Linked DNA regions of Homo sapiens: region 1 is linked to region 2. Evidence: read pairs that join two places in POLR2A ChIA-PET (ENCODE). Cell type or tissue: OCI-LY7. All regions are shown on one strand. Links, peaks and the distances in the headings refer to the core of each region. The heading gives the core; the rest is flanking DNA. Region 1 overlaps TRIM62 (tripartite motif containing 62). Region 2 overlaps AZIN2 (antizyme inhibitor 2).

Region 1 (4,392 bases), core at 268-4,267, 57 kb after region 2:
AGCGAGACCCCATCTTTAAAACAACAACAACAAAAATCTCCCCCACTAGATTATGGGCTCTTGAGGGCAAGGACTGTGGAAAGGGGAGATTTTCACAATCTCAGTACCTAGGACACGGCCACACACCCCTGGCCTCGCTGAGTCTTCAGGATGTCCCTGCCCAAGGATGAGGCTAGGCTGAGTCAGAGTTCACCTCGAAAGGGTGGGAGGGGAGAGAAGGCCCCCAGCAGGCAGAGTTCCTTGGATGGGCTAGGTGCAGAGCCCAAAGAAACAGCTAACTTAGGAAAACCAAACCCTAGAGTCCAGAAGGTAGGACTTAGAAGGCTGCCTGAGCTGTGTCACCCCTCCCGCTCCAACGTGTCTCCTTCCTTGGTTAGAAGACTGGCTCTACCACCCATTGGGCTGTGTGACCCTAGGATGTCACCTAACCTCTCTGTGCCCCAGTGCCTTGTCTGAAAAATGGGGATAATCATATCTCCTAGGGTTGGGAGGATAAAGTGAGACAATGGTAAGAAGTGTTCAGCCTCACAGGGCACAGAGCCTGGCACACCCTGGGTGCTCGGGAGACAGAGCGGTCACTGTGTCCCGTATGCGGCTCCCTAGTCGCTTCTTTGTGTCTTCATCCCTCACTGTGTCCAGGTGGCCCCTCCTTCCCTTCTCAGATGGCCAGAGCAGGAAGAGGCTGCAGGGACCATCTGGTCCAACCCCTTGGATTGCCAGGACAGGAAACACAGGCCCAAGGGAAGGGACTGACTGGCCCACGGCCACACAGCTTGACACAGGAGAACAAACTAGAAATTTTACTCCAGCAGAGAGGTCACACAGGAAACTGGAGCCTGATAAACTCTCAAGTGATACAGCTTAACCCTGAGGAAGGACACTGGTAACGGCAGAGACCCAGGACCAGAGGGGCTGGAGGCGGATGTGGTTTGGGTTTGAATTTCACAGGCATCTTGTCACCTAATTCTCACAACAATCCACAAGGTTAGTAGTGTCTTTATTGCGTCCATCTCACAGAGGGGGAAATTGAGGCTCAGTGAGGTTAGGCAGCTTGCCTAAGTTCACACAGCTAGTAAGAGGCAGAGGGGAGGCTCTCAGTGGCTCCGAAAATCCATGTTCAAAATCTCTTGGCCTCCCTACCTCCCATGCAAATCAATGCAGCAAAAATTTCTGAGTACCCAATGAGTGTCAGGCTTTGTGCTGGCCGCTCCAGGGGTGGGCCTATACATGGTCCTTGAAAAATTTGCAGTTAGTCGAGGAGGAAGAAACTTGAATAGGTAAAATACAAAGAAGAACAGGATAAACATGGAGGGCCTGCTAGGATCCAGAACAGCTGACAACACCTGGCTGTGCTCACAGCACCCTCCCTCCACCTTGGTTTCCAAATCTGTAAAGTAAGGTCTTATTTTTATTTTTTATTTTTTTGAGACAGAATCTCGCTCTGTAACCCAGTCTGGGGTGTAGTGGTGCGATCTTGGCTCACTACAACCTCTGCCTCCCAGGTTCAAGTGATACTCCTGCCTCAGCCTCCTGAGTAGCTGGGATTATAGGCGCCCGACACCACGCCTGGCTAATTTTTGTATTTTTAGTAGAGATGGGGTTTCACCATGTTGGTCAGGCTGGTCTTGAACTCCTGACCTCAAGTGATCTGCCTACCTTGGCCTCCCAAAGTGCTGTGATTACAGGCATCAGCCATGGCACCGGACCTCAAATCTATTAAGTAAGGCCTAACAGCACCTGCTCCATAGGCTTGCTCTGGGAATGAAATGACTTAATTCATGACCTGACATGACGTACAGGGTGAGCTCAATCAATCTTAGTTGTCATTATCATCATAGTAACTATATGTAAAGTTGGGACTCAGAACGGGGGGAGCTTCAAGGAAGGAGTTTGTTTCTGATGGAAGGACAAAGGAAGATGGATGGCCAGGGTTCCTTCAAGTCTCCAGGATGGGCCAGGGCATTGCAGGTGGGGAGAACAGGTTGGGTAGGGGCCCACCCTCACGTGTGCAGGAAGTCGGGGTGGTTGGGGATGGCTGCAGCCAGGCATGTGACAGGTGGGTGGAGTCACAAGCTGGAAAGGCCAGCTGGGGCTAGCTAGGGTAGGGGTGGGCACTGGAGGAGGCCTTGAATGTCAGCCTGGGAGAGTTGGATTCCACAGGGCCCCATCGGAGCGGGGGTGGGCCGGGCAGGATGAGGTGAGTGGGGAGGACACACCTCAGAGGGTGGGGCTGTGGAGTCTGCGCAGCCCTGAGCACACAGTTATGCAAATATGCCAGCTTTGAGGCTCTGGGGCTCTTTATTGGTATGAAGAAGCCAGGACTGGGGCAACAGAGGAGTTGGGGGGCACAGAGAGGCAGGGCTCAAATGTTCCCAAGGCCAGATCTCTCCTGCTGTGAGGCCATCCCTCCCTCTGGTCCAGGGGACAAAGCAGCTGTGGAAAGCCATCTCAGCTCTGGCTTCAGGGACTCTTCATCAGAAAAGCCTGTGTTCAAATCCTGACAGCATGACTTTCGCTCAGGGCTCACCTCCGCAAGCTTTCACAGTGTTGTGATGAAGGCTAAAGTGAGATGGCACCTATGACACGGCCCAGCATGGCGCTGCACACAATAGGTGCTCAAGCCTCTCCTCTTCTCCATGTCTGGGTACTGCTCTCTCTTTCCCTCTCTGACCCAAGGATGCCAGAAACCTGACCGTGACAAACTTGAACTTGCCTCTCCCTTTCCTCCCCCAACCCCAATCCTTCATCTATACCTAGAACCGGATGCTCCTGGTCCTCCCAACAGACTGGAATTATTTTATATCTTTGAGCCCCAACCCTCCCTGTGCACTTCTGAGCCACACAATCTCTGGCAACATCTGGCCAGTCCCTGCTTCTAGGGTCTCCCACCAGCTCCCCTGGCACACTGCCCCACAGTGCTTGGTCCATAATGCAGACCTGGCCGGGCTGCACTTGCCTGCTCACATTTGTTTCTGGCTTCCTAGCATGTTAAGTAAGGATCAAGCTCAATGGGTGCGTGCATGTGTGTGTGTGAGCTTGTGTGCGCATGCATGTGTATGTGTGTATGTGTGTGTGTGCATGTATGTGCACATTCAAGCATTCAAAGCCCTTCCTGAGCTGGTCAAGCCTTGCTTTTCCATTCTTACCTCCTCCTGCCACACCCTCCCCTCTAGCCACAACGAACCACCTGAACACATGTGTGCTCACCTCCATGCCTGTCCCTGGTCACACTCAGATAACCTGAGTTCAAGTTTCAGCTTCAGGGACACTTAGTGGTTTTCTGACCTTAAGCACAGTTTCTTTCTTTTTTTTTTTTTTCCCTAATTAAAAAAAATTTTTTTAGAGACAAGGGCTCACTCTATCACCTAGGCTGAAGTGCAGTGGTGCAATCATAGCTCACTATAGCCTCAAACTCCTGGGGCTCAAGTAATCCTCCTGCCTCAGCCTCCCAAGTACCTCACACTACAGGCATGCATCATGCCTGGATAATTTTTAAAAATTTATTGTAGAGATGGGGTCTCTCTGTGTTGCCCAGGATGGTCTCGAACTCCTAGCTTCTGGCCTCAAATGATCCTCCCACCTTGGCCTCCCAAGAGCTGGGATTAGAAGCATAAGCCACTGTGCTTAGCCTCTTTTTAAAAAAAATTTTATTGAGGTAAAATATACATATATACCTTATCATCTTTACCATTTTTAGGTGTACAATTCAGAGGTAGTAAATACATTTATATTCTTTTCCCCCCTTTCTTCTTCCCCCTTCTTCTCCCTTCTCCCTTTCCAGGCCCTTAGGCACAGTTTCTGTTTTTCCTTTTTGGTTTTTTGAGACAGGGTCTCACTCTGTTGCCCAGGCTGGCTGTAGTGCAGTGGCACCATCACAGCTCACTGCAGTTTCAACCTCCTGGGCTCAAGTGATCCTCCCACCTCAGCCTCCCAAATAGCTGGGACTACAGGTGCATGAAACCATGCCCAGCTAATTTTTTTGCATTTTTTATAGAGATAGGGTTTTGCCATGTTGCCCACACTGGTCTCGAACTTCTGGGCTCAAGCAATCCTCTTGCCTTGACCTCTCAAAGTACTGGAGTTACAGGTGTGAGCTACTGTGCCCAGCTAGGCACAGTTTCTGAGCCTCAGTTTCTCCATTTATAAAATGGGGCAATGAGATCCATCTCATAGGGTTACTGTTAGAATTAAATGAGAGGTAGGCTGGGGGAGAGAGAGAGAAGGAGAGCATGACTGCCTGTCAAAGCCTTGAACCCAGTCCGTGGAACAATCTGCACCAGGCTGTGCATGTTTTTGTTCCCTCTGTCCATAACATCTTTCTTTCTGCTCCCTGGCCTGAAGTACTCAGCGTATCTTTTAGGATTCAGCTCAACAGAGCAAGCCTCAGTTACA
Region 2 (4,392 bases), core at 106-4,105:
GGGAGGCCTCAGCCTCCCAAATACCTGGGACTACAGGCGCCCGCCACCATGCCTGGAGAGATGGGGTAGAGATGGGGTTTCACCGTGTTAACCAGGATGGTCTCGACCTCCTGACCTCATGATCTGCCTACCTCTGCCTCCCAAAGTGTTGGGATTCCAGGCGTGAGCCACCGCGCCCAGCTGGTTTTATTATTTTTTTATTGTTTTATTTGAATAAGTATTACTGTGGCCCAAGTACATCCAAGAATGTAATAGCTTAATGCTTTCACTACTATTGTGAGTGAAAACTTTTCCCTGTGTTTTTGAGCTGAGATGCTGGCTTGCATTCTAAAATTCATTGATTTCCTCTAGTAACCACACCCACCCCCTTAAGATTTTCCAGGTGGGCAAATACGTTATCTGCAGTGTAATATTTTATTTCTTCATCTTCTATGTATTATGCTTTTTTGTTTCTTTTTTTCTGATAGCTATTGCTAGCATTTCTCATCATATATAAAATGGGAATGATGACAGAAAGCTTCAGACTTGGAATCAGAAGACATGGGTTTGAGACCTGGCTCTGCCATAGACCAGCTGAGTAACCTTAGGCAAAGCAAGCTACTTAATCTCTCTGAGCCTTGTTTCTCTAGTTTCTCCATTTGGAAAATGACAGGGCTGAACTTCAGTGTATCTCAATGAAGTCAGAGTTGGATCATTATTTAAAATAGTCTCTCTTCATTGTGGGGTTTTGTTTTGTCTGTAGTTTTAATAAAGAATAGATGCTACGGGCTACTTCATGGTATGTTGACATGTATTGGGAAAATTAAACTTGAACTGTAGATCTATATTTTCCATGTTATGAAGCCAGTGATTGACTTCTCTCCTGTTGTCTGCACCTTTCATTTTAGAGATAATATGACTGTGAATTTGGTTAGCTAAGATTTCATGTCAGGTTTTTGCCTATATATTCACAAGTGAGATTTTGGCCATAGGGTTTTTTTTTCTTTTTATCTCATTTTTGTCTTTTAAAATATTTTTGTACGAATTATTGATTTATTCTTTTCTTTTTTTTTTTGAGATGGAGTCCTGCTCTGTCACCCAGGCTGGAGTGCAGTGGTGCGATCTCAGCTCACTGAAACCTCCGTCCGGGTTCAAATGATTCGCCTGTGTCAGCCTCCTGAGTAGCTGAGATTACAGGCGCCTGCCACCATGCCTGGCTAATTTTTTTGTATTTTTAGTAGAGACAGGGCTTTACCATGTTGGCCAGACTGGATGATTTTTTTTTCTTTTCTTTTTTTTTTTTTTTTGAGATGGAGTCCCGCTCTGTCGCCCAGGCTGGAGTGCAGTGGCGCAATCTCGGCTCACTGCAAGCTCCACCTTCCGGGTTCACGCCATTCTCCTGCCTCAGCCTCCCAAGTAGCTGGGACTACAGGCGCCCGCCACCATGCCCGGCTAATTTTTTGTATTTTTAGTAGAGACGGGGTTTCACCGTGTTAGCCAGGATGGTCTCGATTTCCTGACCTCGTGATCCACCCACCTCAGCCTCCCAAAGTGCTGAGATTACAGGCATGAGCCACCGCGACCCGCCTTTTTTTTTTTTTTTTTTTTTGAGATGGAGTTTTGCTCTTGTCACCCAGGCTGGAGTGCAATGGCTGGATCTTGGCTCACTGCAACCTCTGCCTCCTAGGTTCAAGCGATTCTTCTGCCTCAGCCTCCTGAGTAGCTGGGATTACACGCCCAGCTAATTTTTGTATTTTTAGTAGCGACAGGGTTTTGCCATGTTGGCCAGGCTGGCCTCAAACTCCTGACCTCAAGTGATGCGCCCGTGTCCGCCTCCTAAAGTGCTGGGATTACAGGCGTGAGCCACCGCGCCCAGCCTATTGATTTATTCTTTAAAAGTTGAAGAATTATTTAGGGATTCCATCAAGGCCGTGCACCTTTTTCAATGTTTGACCTTGTTTTTTCTGTGGCTCTGTCAGACATATGTGCCTTTGAAGAAGGCAGCTAGGTGCAGCCAGGAGGCTCCTTGTCTGGGACTGCCCAGAGTTCTACTAACTCCCCCTAGAGCCTTGGGCAGGTCACCTTCCCTCTCTGAGTTTTCTCATCTGTAAAATGGGAATGCAATCATGCCACCTGCCTCCCAGATAAGGTATGAAGTGGTGGTGGTATGCTTTGTAAATGAGGAACCCCCTGCCCTCTCTCACAGAGGGGCCTAGTGGCTGGCAGACTGGGCATCTTGGATTTTTGCAGATGCTTGTCCATTTCCACTCAGACTTGTAAAAATAGCTGAGATTTACAAGCTTGTTGCCACAGCTTTTAGAATATTTATTTCACAGATTCCTTAAAAAAAAAAAAATAGGCTGGGTGCAGTGGCTCACACCTGCAATCTCAGTACTTTGGAAGGCCGAGGTGGCGGATCACCTGAGGTCAGGAGTTTGAGACCAGCCTGGCCAACATGGCAAAATCCTGTATCTACTAAAACTACAAAAATTAGCCAGGTGTGGTGGCCGGCACCTGTAATCTCAGCTACTCGGGAGGCTGAGACAGGAGAATCGCTGAACCCAGGAGGCAGAGGTTGCAGTGGGCTGAGATCACACCACTACACTCCAGCCTCGATGACAGAGTGAGACTCTGTCTCAAAAAAAAGTTAAATAGATACATAAATAGTAAAAGCGTAGCTTTGCATTATGTCATGTGAAGATTTAAAATCTTTTTTCACCTAATTTTTTAAAATTTACACCACTAATAACAAGTGAGGGAATGCTAACTTCTTATAATCCAAGGGTGCCTTTTCTCTTTACCATGGAAGAATCTTTAAAATTTATTTTCCCAAAGATCCTTGTAGATTCATTTATAGAGCATCCCCTCCACTCATCTTTAAACATTAGCTTAATGTTTTTCAATGAGTGGGGCTAAGGGAAATAATTCAGACCACTTGAGGTTAATTTTATTCATCAACAAAAAGTTTATAAACAAGAATGTTCAGTTATATGAACAAGGATATACAGTATTCCTTTGTCTCCCCTTCTTAGAATGGGAGCTTCATGACCACAGGAATTTTATTTTGTGTGTGTGTTTACTGCTGCATCTCCAGCTCCTAGATCACAGCCTGGCAATTAGTAGGTGCTCAATAAGTACTTGTTGAATGAATGAATTCCTGAAGATTGGATAGCTATCATTCTTAACTTACATAATGTACATATTTTTCTTTATTAATGGGACTAATAGCTTATTAACTTTTTATCAAATATATGAGCACTATTTCTGCTTATGGAAACTGCGACTTTTCTTTCTCAATTTTACTCATTCCTGCTCTGGCTAAGGTATTGAAACGCCTTTCCTTTTTTCTCTGCTGGTCTTCTCTGTTGCTTCCATCTATGCCCTTTGGATGGCTTCCATTCATATCCTTTTTCTCCCCTTTGTCATTCTTTCTCTTTCTCATCACTCATATATTCCCCATTCTTTAATTCATTTATTTAAAAATATTATTTGAATAAGCACCTAATGGATGCCAGCCTGCTAGGCATTGAGGAGATGGGGATGACAAGACCTACACATCCCCTGGGCTCATGGAATTTATAGTCTTCAGGGAAGACAGGCCTGAGCAGATATTTCACAAATATTTATGAATTATGGTAAATACTACGAAAGCAAAGCTTGAGGGAGCATGGAGCTTTAGGAAAGGCTTCCCTGAAGCCATTTTAGCTGAGATCTAAAGGAGAAATAGGAATTTGCAAATTTGGGGCCTCAGGGAATAGCATGGGGGAAAGTAGGAGGTATGGGAAGGGAAGTAGGGTTTACCTGGGGAGCCCAGAGCAACTGGAGTAACTGGAGCACAGCAAGTGCAGTGATGGGAGAAGAGGCCTCTCAGAGGGCACAGTCATCATCATCCACATTTCAGTGGTGACTCTAGGATCTGCCTGGCAAGATCCCTGCCTACACTGTGGCAAATGGCACTGATAACTTGGTTGTCCAGAGTCTGTTACAAATTTCTGGATTTGGAAATCATTTAAGAAAAAATCTTAAATTTTATGTCATTGGTAGTTGTGTCTTTGGGCAAGTCATTTAAGCTGTCAGAGCCTCCATTTTTCTGAAATGGGAGTAATTGTGTCTACTCTGTGGGGTCCTCTGTGACCTCTGCCAGGTCCCCCTGTGATTGTTGTTGGAAGTCCATCTTTCTCATTAGACTGAGGGCCTGAGGGAGGGTGAGTCTAGCCTGGTATACTGCTGGCTCCTGTTGTGGGGCCTGGCATGGAGTGAGGACATCTGGGAGGGCTTCATAGACGAGGGAGCCCCAGGGCTGGGCTCAGAAGACAGGCTAGATTTGAGGGTCGGGGAAGGGCTGTAGAGGTGTGGACATATCGACGTCTGGAAAGAGGCCAGTGAAGACCAAAGTGCAGAGGTGGTAACAAC

The links. Peaks named below come from ENCODE experiments on the same cell type or tissue, not always from the same donor. Only the 100,000 strongest peaks of a DNase experiment are listed, where the experiment ranks them.
Region 1: POLR2A ChIA-PET joins it to region 2 with 7 read pairs; 25 of 35 experiments call an interaction of 5 or more read pairs at or near these places.

Annotation. Positions count from the first base shown.
Region 1 is chr1:33,170,375-33,174,766 of GRCh38, forward strand. All of the region lies in intron 1 of TRIM62 (tripartite motif containing 62), which reads right to left. It also overlaps a transcript of ZNF362 not described here. Among named protein-coding and RNA genes, the nearest start is that of TRIM62, 9.5 kb to the right of the region's middle. RefSeq lists an enhancer at 2,365-2,534. In OCI-LY7, for the core only: no CTCF peak of the experiment used is centred there; a DNase peak (open chromatin) is centred at 2,037.
Region 2 is chr1:33,113,086-33,117,477 of GRCh38, forward strand. All of the region lies in intron 10 of AZIN2 (antizyme inhibitor 2), which reads left to right. Among named protein-coding and RNA genes, the nearest start is that of AZIN2, 34 kb to the left of the region's middle. In OCI-LY7, for the core only: no CTCF peak of the experiment used is centred there; no DNase peak of the experiment used is centred there.